Regions from separate parts of the Mus musculus genome. Here region 2 is linked to region 1. Evidence: chromatin loops called from intact Hi-C (ENCODE). Cell type or tissue: left cerebral cortex. All regions are shown on one strand. Links, peaks and the distances in the headings refer to the core of each region. The heading gives the core; the rest is flanking DNA.

Region 1 (7,727 bases), core at 852-5,851:
AGAACTAGAAGTTATTTATTCTTCCTCCTGTTGGATACAATTATAGGTATACTTTAGATTTTAGATTGAATTTCTTTTAGATTCTCTCTCTCTTTCTCTCTCTCTTTCTCTCTCTCTTTCTCTCTCTCTCTCTCTCTCTCTTTCTCTCTCTCTTTCTCTCTCTCTTTCTCTCTCTCTTTCTCTCTCTCTTTCTCTCTCTCTCTTTCTCTCTCTCTCTCTCTCTCTCTCTCTCTCTCTCTCTCTCTCTCTCTCTCTCTCTCTTCTTTTTCGGTCTGACTTTCTCCACCTCTCCTGACTTCTCACCCCTACACAACTCTCCTCCCTATGCTCTAAACAAAATCTATACTAATCCTGTCATATCTCTTCAGGGGGAAGGGATGCCTCAGCATGTACCCACCACAGTACCACTCCCTACCTCACCATACCTGGCTAAAACAAAAATATCCTGGATTTCATTTTCTAACACTGATGTTGTGACTCGGATTTGAAAAATTGCAGGTTAACATATTCATTGCCACATGAAGTTTCCATCCAACACACCACTCACTAGAACTCTCCATCCAAACACCAGCAAATGGGTAAGCTCCCTCTCCCACACTGGTCAGTGTAAATATCTCCTGGTTCCAAGGGAGGGCTGTTGAACTCCCAGCCACCCTGTAGTATCATTGTGGATGGAGACAGTCCCAGTCTTTATGATTGTCCTTTTTGCTGAGTCCTCATTTTAGGACATTTTCCCTTGAGTGAGATTTCCTCTCTCCTCTGTGTCTTTTTCTTTTCTCACTGCTGAGAAACCCCAGGCCTGGGTAAACCATTCTTCACATCTCTACCCACTCAGGTACTGGCCTGAGATCAGACCCCAATTGACTACTTGAGGTCTTGGTGATCTATCCCTCCTGTTGTTTTATTTAACTTATCCTCAGGATGCTGCCAGTCTCACCCAGAAAGGATATGCCTTTGCAGCCACTCCCAGGATCCTTACTGAGATGCCTCCCACTCTTTAAGGCTTCCGAATTCACAGGCTACATTTGGCCCCAATATCCACTAAGCAATGACTCTTCATTGCTGTTTAAGGACACTTAAATTTTTTTACAAGTCTCTCACTAGCCATCCAGATAAATGGAAAGATTTCTATGCAGGGTCCCCTCCCACCACCTCTATATCTTGCCATTTTACTTCTTTGCTCTCCCTCCTGCATACAGGCAGTGAAAAGACTGCCTGGATTTTGGTATGATAACCACTGAGGAAACAGTGTTCCCCCTTGATTCTGACATTGCCCCTGTGGCTGAGGTTAGCCTCCTCTCTCTGCTTTCTCCATTGCATGTTTACTCCCTGCCTGACCCAAAACCGCAGGGCATAAAACATGCTGTGCTAGAGCAGAGTTGCAGATAGACAGAGCACAGCTGCAGGACCTGCCTCTTACTCCCTGCACCACCCCAGGTGCTTGCTCTCTTACCCTTCCCCACTTGTGCCCTGCTCACACTAGTTCGAGTTCTGCCTATGCTTCTGTGCTCCTGGGGCCTCCTACCACCACCACTGTCAACTCTCTGGTTTCTTTCCATTCTCTTCTGTATCAGTTCTAAACCAAGTGTAACAGCTGACCTGCTCAATGAGTAGATCAGACCCACTGCTCTGGCTACAGTAACAGAGGCTGACTATGGTGAAAGCAGTGACCTCTTGTTCACCAAACAAAATTTGTCCATTTGTATGTTTGTCTTTTTAATGTTTTTATCTGCTGATAAACAATTATTTCTGCCATTCCAAGATATAACAAACATGTGACATTTCTCCAGGCAGAGCTGTAGCTTCAGCACCACCTTGGTTTGGGGCAATCTTGTGAGTGTCTGCCATTTTTTCTGTGGGCAGATAAGGTTTTTCTATGCTATTGCTTCAGTGCCATTTTAGCTAAGGGAGTTCACATGAATGACTGTATCTTCAGTGCCATCTTAGTTAATGACAGTCCCATACCCACCTACAATCTTTTTTATGGACAATTCCTGCCTCACTGCCTTCCCATCTTAGAACATAATGACTTAGGGTTTCCTATGTCTATCCTGCCTTGGTAAATAATAATTTTAATATTAATTTAAAGATCTACAACAGTAAAAAAGGTTAAAGATCACTGCCTTAAATTAAAGATCTTAACTTAGTCGGCTCTCCCCTCTCCACTCATCCATCTGACCTCTCATCTGTCATTCTCTGGCAGCCCTGACCCAGCACATTTACCTCTTCCTACCATACCTTGAGAACATCCACTCCTAACATCCACATCTCTGATTCCAAGGGGGCACCTAACTCAGAAACACTTAATAGATACTAGCTCTCAATCTTGTCAGAGATCTACTAAAATGTAACATTAAATGTTTAAGCTTACTAGAATAGAGACCCCCCAAAGCAAAACAGTTACAACCTCCCCTACCCCTATCAAGGTCTCCAAGAAGATGTAGGGACAGTGACAAGACTGCCTAGATTGTGTTATGATAACCATGAGTTATAGAGCTCCATTGCATTGAGGCTTCCTGAACTCACCCTACACTGTCAAAGTGAGGATACCCAGAGAGTTAAATCTCTCATATTGCCTAGGGCAAGGTGATTCATTTCCCCAGATCCTATTCCACAAAAAAAATGCTTATTGTTCTCTGGGCCTAATGGACACACATAATCTGCCCAAGTTGTCATGGAGAATGCAGGGACCTGATGAAACCTTCTATGGAGTGGTCTATTGACCAACCTCTGTCATTTTAATTAATGACATCTAGATTATAATTTATTTTTCCTGAATTTCTAACTACATTGACAGCTGAGCTAACTACAACTAGAAAACAGACCTCTAGTTCCTTACCCCAAGGTAATTTACCACCTTATTAGCTCATTAGTCAATTTGTTAACTACTTAAGACTACCAGATCTCTTATCAAATCAGACAGGTTTGCTTTACTCTCTGGTTTCATGATAAAGGATACAAAGTTCAGATGTAACCTTTCACAGACATAACCTTCTGTTACTTCCTTTTCTAAACTCAGTTACCAGAGACTCAATGCATCATTTTTCCTCTGCTTGTTACGCTACTGTCCTAACATTAATAAATAGAGTTCTTATAAATTAGCCTAACCCTTGTAAAACATTCCACTATATGATCCAACTTTTATAATCATAACTACAAATTTTAAGTTTCAGTTCATTTTCTTTAACCTATAGACTTAAAGTATTTCTCATGCTAAATCTATACTATCAGCTGTCATAGTTACAAATATAAATTTCCTGTGGATGTTTTTTTAACTATAGACCTAAGGTGTTTCTCATGCTAAATGATATGATCAATTATCATATTCATAAGGTCATCAAATTTTCCAGTTTCCAATAACTGTCTTTTTGAAGCATATTTCAAAAAGGCTTTTCATTATACATGTATTTTTTTCAGTCTCCTAAGCAGAAGAAAAAGCCCTTCTTGCTCCTTCTGCTCTAGGAAAGGTCTTTGTCTTTCCTAAGCTCACCTTAAAGACTGTTCATCCTGTTAACAAATTTATCTCTTTTGTAAACACATAAGCTCCAAGAAACACAATCAAATCTACCTCTCATGGACCCAACAGACTCCATTTTGATAATTACACCTGCCAATTAATAATCTACATTCCCACTTGTGACCTATTCTAGAAGATGGGATTCCTCTCCTGTTCCCTAGCATTGGAACTCCCCTCACCCCAACCACCAAGACCTAAGGGCTTCAAATGTACTCCTAAGAAAAATTCTCTCCCAAAGCACATACTTAACTTTATTCTCTACTATATATTTTTTCTTCTCTTTCTTCTTCTCTTTCTTCTTCTTCTTCTTCTTCTTCTTCTTCTTCTTCTTCTTCTTCTTCTTCTTCTTCTATTTCTACTAGTACTATTACTACTAATAACACACACACACACACACACACAATGTTTCAGCATTTTGAAACAGGAAGTCAGGTCCAGCACTTTACTCAAAATCAACATCCATGACAGCTCCAGAGAAGCAACCCACATGCTCCAATCTACTCTCACAGACACGGATGCTTCAACTGGACCTACTCCTTTTACCTACAGATGGTTCCACAAACCCCGGATAACAAGGAAACAGTCAACTCTCCTAAGACTGGACCATCATCTCTATCCACATTTTCTTTGGTTTCCCAAAGACTCATCATCCCAAAGTCAGCAGGAAGTAACTAAAGATAATGACTGACCCTATTCGTGCTCCACAATCGGCTCTGCCTAGTTTTTCCTTTTATTTTGAATTAATCCAAAATGAAAGAATGTTACCATTCTTACTAGGCTTCATCCAACAGTCACCTGGTCAGGTACACATGATTCACTATAAAACAGTTTATTTACCCCCTCCTTGCAATTTTATTCTCTCTTACTCTCCCTGACTCTGTAACCACTTTCTCCCTCTCTCCCATTCCCCCTCGCCCTCTTTCTCCACATGTTCCTGGCCTGACTCTATTCTTTTTTTTTTCAATCTCCTTTCCTCTTCCTCCCCCCCCCACTTCTTTCTCTGCCCTCTACTCTCTTCTCACCCCTTGTCAACTCCCATTCCCATGCTCTAAATAAACTCTATTCTACAGGAAACCTGTATTAAACCAATCTATACAATAATCACTCTTCTATACTGTGGCTGGTACCACAGGAGGAAGGGATGCCTCAGCATGGGCCCGCCAAAGCACTCCTCCAGCTCTTACCATATTTGGTTCTAATAAACATATCCTGGCTTTCTTTCCATAAAGTACAACAATTATTATAATGAACTTTGGATGAGTTTGGAAAATGCTATACATTCACATTTCAAATATATCGGTATTATTTGGTGTCCTGTAGAGAACATATAGAATGAATTCCACCATATCAATAGAAAGTGGATGAGCTTATAGGATGAGATCCAGTTAATCCAACAGTGGCTAAAGCCAGTACTTACTTAGTCCACAAGGTTTGAAGTCTCAGGTGTTCCTCAGTAGATGCTGGAACTCTGAAGAGATCCAATACCTGTGATGAAATGGGTTTGCTTGTAAGATGAGAGCAAGCAGGCAAAGACATAGCTTCCTTCTTCCAAGTGCTTATATAGGCTTGGGGCAGAAGGTGTGGCCCAGTTGAAGGTGTGTCTTCTAGTCTCAAGATCTGGATTAAAGATGGGTGTTTCCTGCTTCACAACTCAGATTAAAGGTGTGTGTTTCTACCTGAAGAGTCTGGTTTTTTGGTTTTTTTTTTGTTGTTGTTGTTGTTGTTTTTTTTTGTTTTTTTTTTTCGAGACAGGGTTTCTCTATAGCCCTGGCTGTCTTGGAACATACTTTGTAGACCAGGCTGGCCTTGAACACAGAAATCCACCTGCCTCTGCCTCCAGAGTGCTGGGATTAAAGGCGTGCGCCACCACGCCTGGCTAAGAGTCTGTTTTTTAATTGGATCTATCTACTTCTACTTAAGCAAAAAAAAAAAAAAAAAAAAAAAAAATATATATATATATATATATATATATATATAAAAGGCATGCCCTCAAGTTTTTTATGGTACTTAGGTCCACAGGTAGTAACACAAGAAGAATAGCCATCACCAGTTTACTTTTCTTGCTAGGGTCAGTCTTCAATAAATAAAGTAATCATAATCATGTGAATCTCTGCACAGAGATTGCTTATTTACCCTTGTGTTTGTCTTACACTGATTCCTGCCTTAAGAATGATCAGAGAAGGGGTGTTTTCCTTAACTGGTCTGAACTCTGAGTGTTCACAAACAGGACGGAATGTGGCAGAGCTCCTATATGGTCCTATATGGTGGGCAGGAAGCAGAGCCCCAAAACTATGAAGGTGCTCTTCTTCTTTCCTTTGTGTTATTCTAATCAGAACCACCAAACTTAATGATGACTCCACCCAATTTGGTTAGTGATCTTGTACTTTACCTCAGGAAATCCTCATTGGAAATCCTTTTCAAGAGCCATTTAAGGGTGTGGTTTAGGGATATTCTAAATGCTTCTCAATTCAATCACTTTAATTGGCAGGATTCACCTCCTAACTCTGCATTCTCCTCTGATAAGTTCTGTCCCTTACAGATTTGGACTGCCATGCTTTCTCTGCTAGTCCTGAAAAGGGAGAGGTTTTGCTGCTTTCCAAGGGCTGTAGCATATATTGAAGAGATATCAAAGATTTGTTATTATTGCCCTTATGTACAATGAAGTGTAAAATTCTGCCTACATCTCTCATCTCTCCAGTTTGTCATATCTTACACGTACAGTCTGGAGGACACAGAAATAACTACAGTGATTCAATTAGTTCAGATACTCCCAGCTCTCCTGTATGTCTGGCTCCAATGCTACTCATCCCTCTGGATAAATCAATTAATTTGTTTTGATTTTTGTTTCCTTCCTTGGACTTATTGCTATTATTAACATCAGTGACTCTTCATCAGGTTGTTTTATGAACTTGGTGGGAAGGACCAGAGACTCAGATCCGAGTTCTCAAACACCTAGAATCACATCTTTCACAGTTTCTAGACACTGGTATCTAAATTGAAGATGTCTTAACCAGACTTTCCTCCAGAGTTGATCTAGCAGTTGACTTTCTAACATGTTTATTGTAAAACTAACTATTATTCATCTGTATTTATTATCATCTCTGAGGCTTTCTGCCTCCACATGCCAACCTTGGCCTAGCCCTGGAAACTTTGAGTTTTCATAAAATCTATTCTACTCCTAGAATGTTTTTAGCATCTGAGAGTTATGTCTGAATAATCTCACTCCTTCCTAGTTCATTCTGAGCGCTGGTTGGTTGATTTAAGGCTCCTCTCAAGGTAACTGATTCAATCTGAGTTCTGTCAGTTTTTCCTGAACTGCTCTGCTTGGCCTCAAATTAAATTTGAAAATCAATTCTACTCTTGTGGATCTTTCTGGGTCTCTGACTCATTCTGTCTTTCTATACCTTTGTCTCTATTGTTCTCTCTTCTTTCTGTCTCTGAAAAACTCTCCTGGAAAACCTACCTCCTCTCTTTCTTTTCTCTGTATTCTGGCTTCTTGTTTTTTCGTTATTTATTTTATTACTTTGCATCCCAAATGTTGCCCTATCACAGTCCCTCCCTCAGATTTCTTTAGTCCTTCCCCATCCCCTTTGCCTCTTAGAGATTGCCCCATAGCACTTCCCCTCCTTTGGGCATTAGGCCTCTCCAAGATTAGACACTCCTTTTCCACTGAGACCAGACAAAGTAGGCCTCTACTACATTTGCACTTGGCTCCTCCATGACCTCTAGGAGCTCACAGATGGAATACATTGTGGGGTGGACCATCTCAAAGCATTGGATCTATGGTTAGATTGTCACACATTGCGTTAGCCCAGGCCTTGTGTCCTAGCTTTCCTGCCATTTTTTTTAATAGCTGAGTAACACACCATTTTGAGAATGTACCACATTGTCTTTAGTCAGGTTTCTAATTTCTGGCCATGAGGAATAAGGAAGCAATAAATATGGTTGATCAAGATCTCTGTGGTAGAGAGAACCATCCTTTGGATATATGCCCAACAGTGATATAGGTAGGTCTTGAGGTAAACTGATTCCTATCTTTCTGAGGAATTACCACAGTAATTTATGCAGTGGCTGTAAAAATCTTCATTCCCACCAGCAATGGAGAAGTGTTCCTATTATTCCACATCCTAGTCAGCATGAGCTGTCACTAGTGTTACTGATCTTAGCCATTCTAACTGATGGAAGATGGAATCACAAAGTACTGTGACTT
Region 2 (7,727 bases), core at 1,421-6,420, 420 kb before region 1:
TGGATCAAAAATTCCCAAGGAGAGAAATACCAATATACACAGAGCTTGAATGTCCCTAGCTTTCAGAGAAAGCAAAACTGGGGATTCAGTAAGTTCATCCTTCGAGATTCCCTCCTCTCCCATCGGAATTGGCTTCTACCTAAAGACAAGCTCACCCTCTGCTGCAAGGTGAGCATAGTAGGAGCCATCTTAAACGTGCCTGGACAGAACATGATACCTGCAATCAAGGATCCAAGACACATGTTGACAGATGACCTAGGCAAGCTGTGGGAGAATCCCCTCTTCACAGACTGCTCCCTGTTGGTAGCTGGCCATGAATTCAGGGCTCACAAAGCCATCCTAGCAGCTCGCTCTCCAGTTTTCAGAGCCATGTTTGAACATCAAATGGAGGAGAGACTAGCAAACTGCTTTGAGATCCAGGAGCTGGATTTTCAAGTCTTTAAGGAGATGATGGACTTCATCTACACTGGGAAGGCTCCAACCCTCCATAGCCACTCCATGGCCTGTGATGTGCTGGCAGCTGCTGACAAGTATGGCCTTGAGGGCTTGAAGGTCATATGTGAGGATTCCCTCTGCAGGAACCTCTCTGTGGAGAATGCTGCACACACTCTCATCGTGGCTGACCTCCACAGCACAGAGCAGCTGAAGACTCGGGCTCTCTCCATTTCATTGCAGTTCATGCTTCTGAGGTCTCTAAAAGCTCCGGGTGGAAGTCAATGGTGGAGTCCCATCCCCACTTGGTGGATGAAAGATTCCACTCCCTGGCTTCTGCACAGAGTGTTTTCTTAGAATCATCATTCAAACGCCTTAAGGGATTTTAGGAGCTAGACAGATATGACCAACACCTCTCTTCCAAAATCAACAACCAGTCTCATCTATAGAACTATGTCATAACACCAGCTGTAGCCTTACTTTCTGCCTGCGTGCATCTCCTTCGAGTCCCAGAGACAATTCTTTTTTAAGATCCCACAGGCTAACTCATTGCTGTATTCTAGAGCCTAACTCCAGAACACACTCACTGATAACTCACTGTCCAATCCTGAGGGGAAGCATGGAAGATGCCTGTAGATCTTCCCTTCTCCTTCACTTCTTGTAAAACCACAACTACCAGTCTAATCCCCAACTCTATAGAATCTTTCTGGTCTGACCACTTTTCTTTTTTTTTTTGTTTGTTTGTTTGTTTTTTGTTTTTTCCCAGACAGGGTTTCTCTGTGTAGCCCTGGCTGTCCTGGAACTCCCTCTGTAGACTGGGCTGGCCTTGAACTCAGAAATCTGCCTGCCTCTGCTTCCCAAGTGCTGGGATTAAAGGCATGCACCACCACCGCCTGGCCTGACCACCTTTCACTGTGTTGCTGAATTCCAAGGAGACAATGTAAGCAGATTCTGATGGAATTTCCTCCCTCCTGTGAACCCCTCAGACTTCTAACCTATCTCCATTCCTTTTTTTTTTAAATTTTTAATTAGGTATTTTCTTCATTTACATTTCCAGTGCTATCCAAAAAGTCCCCCATACCCTCGGCCCCCACTCCCCTACCCACCCACTCCCACTTCTTGGCCCTGGCATTCCCCTGTACTGAGGCATATAAAGTTTGCACGACGAATGGGCCTCTCTTTCCACTGATGGCCTACTAGGCCATCCTCTGCTACATATGCAACTATCTTACACGCGTTTGCGACCAGCCAGGAAAGACGCAACAAACCGGAATCTTCTGCGGCAAAAGCTTTATTGCTTACATCTTCAGGAGCAAGCGCAAGAATGGCGAAACCCCGTCCCTTTTAAGGAGAATTATCCTCCTCCTAGGACGTGTCACTCCCTGATTGGCTGCAGCCCATTGGCCGAGTTGTCATCAAGGGGAAGGCAGAGCACATGGAGTGGAGAACTACCCTTGGCACATGTGCAGATTATTTGTTTACCACTTAGAACTCAGGATGTCAGCGCTATCTTGTAACGGCGAATGTGAGGGCGGCTCCCCACACAACTAGAGACACAGCTCTGGCAGGTACTAGTTAATTTATATTGTTGTTCCTCCTATAGGGTTGCAGATCCCTTTAGCTCCTTGGATACTTTCTCTAGCTCCTTCATTAGAGGCCCTGTGTTCCATCTAATAGATGATTGTGAGCATCTACTTCTGTATTTGCCAGGCATTGGTATACTCTCACAAGAGAAAGTTATGACCAGGCGTGGTGGCCCACGCCTTTAATCTCAGCACTTGGGAGGCAGAGGCAGGCAGATTTCTGAGTTTGAGGCCAGCCTTGTCTACAAAGTGAGTTCCAAGACAGCCAGGGCTATACAGAGAAACCCTGTCTTGAAAAACAAAAACAAAGAAAAAAAAAAAGAGAGAGAGCTATGTCAGGGTCCTGTCAGCAAAATCTTTCTGGTGTCTGGGTTTGGTGCTTTATATGGGATGGATCTCTGGGTGGGGCAGTCTCTGGATGGTCCTTCCATCTCAGCTCTGAACTTAGTCTCTGTAACTCCTTCCATTGATATTTTGTTCCCCATTCTAAGACGGAGCGAAGTTTCTACACTTTGGTCTTCCTTCTTCTTGAGTTTCATGTGCTTGGCAAATTGTATGTTGGATATTCTAAGTTTCTGGGCTAATATCTGATTACTAGTGAGTGCATATCATGTGTGTTCTTTTGTGATTGGGTTACCTCACTCAGGATGATATCCTCCAGATGCATACATTTGCCTAAGAATTTCATGAATTAATTGTTTTTAATTGCTGTGTAGTACCATATTGTATAAATGTACCACATTTTCTGTATCCATTCCTCTGTTGAAACACATCTTGGTTCTTTCCATCTTCTGGCTATTCTAAATAAGGCTGCTATAAACATAGTGGAGCATGTGCCCTAGTGATCCTAAAAATTCCACCAGAGAATGCCTAAACCTGATAAACAGCTTCAGTGAGGTAGCTGGATATAAAATAAACTCAAATCAGTGGCCTTTCTCTACACAAAGGATAAACAGGCTGAGAAAGAAATTAGGGAAACAACATCCTTCATAATAGTCACAAATAATACTAACTCTAAGGAAGTGAAAGATCTGTGTGATAAGAACTTTAAGTCTCTGAAGAAAGAAATCAAAGATCTCAGAAGATGGAAAGATCTCCCATGCTCATGGATTGGCAGGATCAATATAGTAAAAATGGCTATCTTGCTGAAAGCAATCTACAGATTCAATGCAATCCTCATCAAAATTTCAACTCAATTCTTCACCGAGTTAGAAAGGGCAATTTGCAAATTCATCTGGAATAACAAAAATCCTAGGATAGCAAAAACTATTCTCAACCATAAAAGAACTTCTGGTGGAATCACCCATCCCTGACCTCAAGCTGTACTACAGAGCCATTGTGATAAAAACTGCATGGTACTGGTACAGTGACAGACAGGTAGATTTGAAGACCCAGAAATGAAACCACGCACCTGTGACCACTTTAACTTTTTTACTGTTGTAGATCTTTAAATTAATATTAAAATTATTATTTACCAAGGCAGGATAGACATAGGAAACCCTAAGTCATTATGTTCTAAGATGGGAAGGCAGTGAGGCAGGAATTGTCCATAAAAAAGATTGTGGGTGGGTATGGGACTGTCATTAACTAAGATGGCCCTGAAGATACAGTCATTCATGTGACCTCCCTTAGCTAAAATGGCACTGAAGCAATAGCATAGAAAAACCTTATCTGCCCATAGAAAAAATGGCAGACACTCACAAGATTGCCCCAAACCAAGGTGGTGCTGAAGCTACAGCTCTGCCTGGAGGAATGTCACATGTTTGTTATATCTTGGAATGGCAGAAATAATTGTTTATCAGCAGATAAAAACATTAAAAAGACAAACATACAAATGGACACATTTTGTTTGATGGACAAGAGGTCACTGCTTTCTCCATAGTCAGCCTCTGTTACTGTAGCCAGAGCAGTGGGTCTGATCTACTCATTGAGCAGGTCAGCTGTTACACCTGGTTTAGAACTGATACAGAAGAGAATGGAAAGAAACCAGAGAGTTGACAGTGGTGGTGGTGGTGGGGGAGGGGGCCCAGGAGCACAGAAGCATAGGCAGAACTCAAACTGGTGTGAGCAGGGCATAAGTGGGGCAGGGTAAGAGAGCAAGCACCTGGGGTGGTGCAGGGAGTAAGAGGCAGGTCCTGCATCTGTGCTCTGTCTATCTGCAACTCTGCTCTAGCACAGCATGTTTTATGCCCTGTGGTTTTGGGTCAGGCAGGGAGTAAACATGCAATGGAGAAAGCAGAGAGAGGAGGCTAACCTCAGCCACAGGGGCAATGTCAGAATCAAGGGGGAACACTGTTTCCTCAGTGGTTATCATACCAAAATCCAGGCAGTCTTGTCACTGCCTGTATGCAGGAGGGAGAGCAAAGAAGTAAAATGGCAAGATATAGAGGTGGTGGGAGGGGACCCTGCATAGAAATCTTTCCATTTATCTGGATGGCTAGTGAGAGACTTGTAAAAAAAATTTAAGTGTCCTTAAACAGCAATGATGAGTCATTGCTTAGTGGATATTGGGGCCAAATGTAGCCTGTGAATTCGGAAGCCTTAAAGAGTGGGAGGCATCTCAGTAAGGATCCTGGGAGTGGCTGCAAAGGCATATCCTTTCTGGGTGAGAGTGGAAGCATCCTGAGGATAAGTTAACTAAAATAACAGGAGGGACAGATCACAATGATTTCAAGTAGTCAATTGGGGTCTGAGCTCAGGCCAGTACCTGAGTGGGTAGAGAGATGAAGAATGGTTTACCCAGGCCTGGGGTTTCTCAGCAGTGAGAAAAGAAAAAGACACAGAGGAGAGAGGAAATCTCACCCAAGGGAAAATGTCCTAAAATGAGGACTCAGCAAAAAGGACAATCATAAAGACCGGGACTGTCTCCATCCACAATGATACTACAGGGTGGCTGGGAGTTCAACAGCCCTCCCTTGGAACCAGGAGATATTTACACTCACCAGTGTGGGAGAGGGAGCTTACCCATTTGCTGGTGTTTGGATGGAGAGTTCTAGTGAGTGGTGTGTTGGATGGAAACTTCATGTGGCAATGAATATATTAACCTGCAATTTTTCAAATCCGAGTCACAACATCAGTGTTAGAAAATGAAATCCAGGATATTTTTGCTATAGCCAGGTATGGTGAGGTAGGGAGTGGTACTGTGGTGGATACATGCTGAGGCATCCCTTCCCCCTGAAGCAATATGACAGGATTAGTATAGATTTTGTTTAGAGCATGGGGAGGAGAGTTGTGTAGGGTGAGAAGTCAGGAGAGGCAGAGAAAGTCAGACCGAAAAAGAAGAAAGAGAGAGAGAGAGAGAGAGAGAGAGAGAGAGAGAGAGAGAGAGAGAGAGAGAGAGAGGGAATCTAAAAGAAATTCAATCTAAAATCTAAAGTATACCTATAATTGTATCCAACAGGAGGAAGAATAAATAACTTCTAGTTCTTCTTCTCAGACCAACTTTAACCTCCAAACTATCGCCAGCAGAAATGGCAGGGGACTTGGAATTCAAGAGCTGGGGCTACACACAGATCAATGTCCAGAAATTCTGCTATAATTGGACCATTAGCAACTTTTCATTTTGCATGGGGGTACATCAGAAAAGTATTACAAGCCCAGTGTTCTCATTAGAGGCCAGTAAGGAAGTGGCATGGTGTTTGAGGTTGTACCCAAATGGGGTTGATGAAGAAAGCAAAGATTACCTGTCAGTTTATCTGGAGTTGCTCAGCGCTCTGGAGAGCCCAATTCTGGCAAAGTTCGAGTTCTGGATCATAAATTCCCAAGGAGAGAAATATCAAAGTAGGAAGATCTCCAATGTCCAATGCTTTCTGCAATACGAACACAGGGGATTAAAAAAGTTTCTCCTTCGAGGTCTTCTCCTCTCCCATATGAATTGGTTTCTCCCTGAAGACCAGTTCACCATATGCTGCAAGGTGAGCATAGTTGGAACCATATTTGACATGCCTGGACAGAAGAGGATACCTGCAATCAAGGACCCAAGGCACATGTTGACAGATGATCTAGGGGAGCTATGGGAGAATTCCCTCTTCACAGATTGCTGCCTGCTGGTAGCTGGCCATGAATTCAAGGCTCACAAGGCAATCCTAGCAGCTCGCTCTCCAGTTTTCAGAGCCATGTTTGAAAATGAAATGAAGGAGAGTCTAAAGAACCCCATTGAGATCATGGACCTGGATCTTGATGTCTTTAAGGAGATGATGGGTTTCATCTACACAGGGAAGGCACCACACCTCCACAGCCACTCCATGGCCTGTGATGTGCTGCCAGCTGCTGACAAGTATGGCCTGGTGGGCCTGAAGGTCCTGTGTGAGGATGTCCTCTGCAGGAGCCTCTCTGTGAAGAATGCTGCACACACTCTCATCCTGGCTGACCTCAACAGCACAGAGAAGCTGAAGAGTCAGGCCCTGGGTTTCATTGCCATTCATGCCTGTGAGGTTTCTGAGACCTCAGAGTGGAAGTCAATGTGGAAGTCCCATCCCCACTTGGTGGCTGAAGCATTCCACTCCCTGGCTTCTGCAAAGTGTTCTTTCTTGGAGCCAAATGTGGTCTTAGAATCTAGCCAGCTATGATCTACATCTTTCTTCCAGCAGCAACAGCAACAACAACAACAACAACAAACAACAACAAACAACAGCAACAATAACAACCAGTGTTACCAATGACTTCTGGTTAGACAATCATGTTGTGGAAGAATTTACAGTGAATCTGGGGACATGCAGCATGGTAAATGAGGATTTAAATCATCTATAATATGTTAAAATAGTGGGGGCGGGTGGGAAGGGCAGCACTACAGTCTGGGATACTCTACCTGCCATCTATACTTTTGATGTTCTTGTTTGATGTCTTGCAAACTGGGATTCAATTTAGGTGCTGGCCCTAAGCATGGGCCAACTGAGCTTCTTTGAAGAAACATATCTGCATTGGACTGAGCAGAATAGATGACCGTGGTCAAAGGAAAGGAAAAATCAAACATGAGTGTTTACTCATTACGGAAGGAAAGACAGTGTAGAGTTTCTTTTTAAAGACTCAGTTTGTGGGAACTCAGCTGCAAAAGCAATTACTGCTCTCTCAGAGAACTCTGTTTAATTCCCAGCACACATGGAAGAATTTTCAACCACTTGTAACTGGTTATTCAGAGGACCTGAAGCCCTCTTCTGGTCTCCATGGCCACAAACATCTCTGTAGACAAAACCTTAACCAAATAATATTTAATATGAATAAAACTTTTGAAGTCAGTCTAGATTCCAGATCTGTTTGTTAAGATAAGTAACGTGTAGTCCAAACAGCCAAGCTTAGTGTGGATGTTTTTGCAGAACTCTTATTGTGCCACGAGTAGTAGAAACTCATTGTGTTTTTTCTTGGAATTTAATCTTGGCAAATGAGAACTCCATTATCATGCTCTTATGACAACTGAGAAGAGCAGGCCAAAGTGGAGGAAGTCTACACCTTCTGGGAGAGAAATGTTTGTGGGTCAACACATGCAAAAATCTTTCATCTGTTTTGAAAACATTTGAAGGGACTGATTCATTACGGATCTACATGTCCTAGGCTAATTGTTCTCAAATTTCTTAATGCTGGGACCTCTTAAAAGAGTTTTTTATGTTGTGGACAAACAGAACCATTAAAGTACTTCCTGGCTACTTCATAACTGTAATGTTGCTACTGTTACGAATCATACTGTAAATACCTGATATACAGGATATCTGATATTCA

The links. A loop is a pair of places that touch in the nucleus more often than their neighbours do. Peaks named below come from ENCODE experiments on the same cell type or tissue, not always from the same donor. Only the 100,000 strongest peaks of a DNase experiment are listed, where the experiment ranks them.
Region 2: it touches region 1 in a loop (13-fold over the local background); 23 of 42 quality-filtered maps call a loop at or near these places.

Annotation. Positions count from the first base shown.
Region 1 is chr3:93,818,250-93,825,976 of GRCm38, reverse strand. No RefSeq gene overlaps it. Among named protein-coding and RNA genes, the nearest start is that of Tdpoz3, 3.9 kb to the left of the region's middle. In left cerebral cortex, for the core only: no CTCF peak of the experiment used is centred there; no DNase peak of the experiment used is centred there.
Region 2 is chr3:94,235,558-94,243,284 of GRCm38, reverse strand. It overlaps the pseudogene Gm4982 and the pseudogene Gm9141. Among named protein-coding and RNA genes, the nearest start is that of Spopfm2, 61 kb to the right of the region's middle. In left cerebral cortex, for the core only: no CTCF peak of the experiment used is centred there; a DNase peak (open chromatin) is centred at 4,543.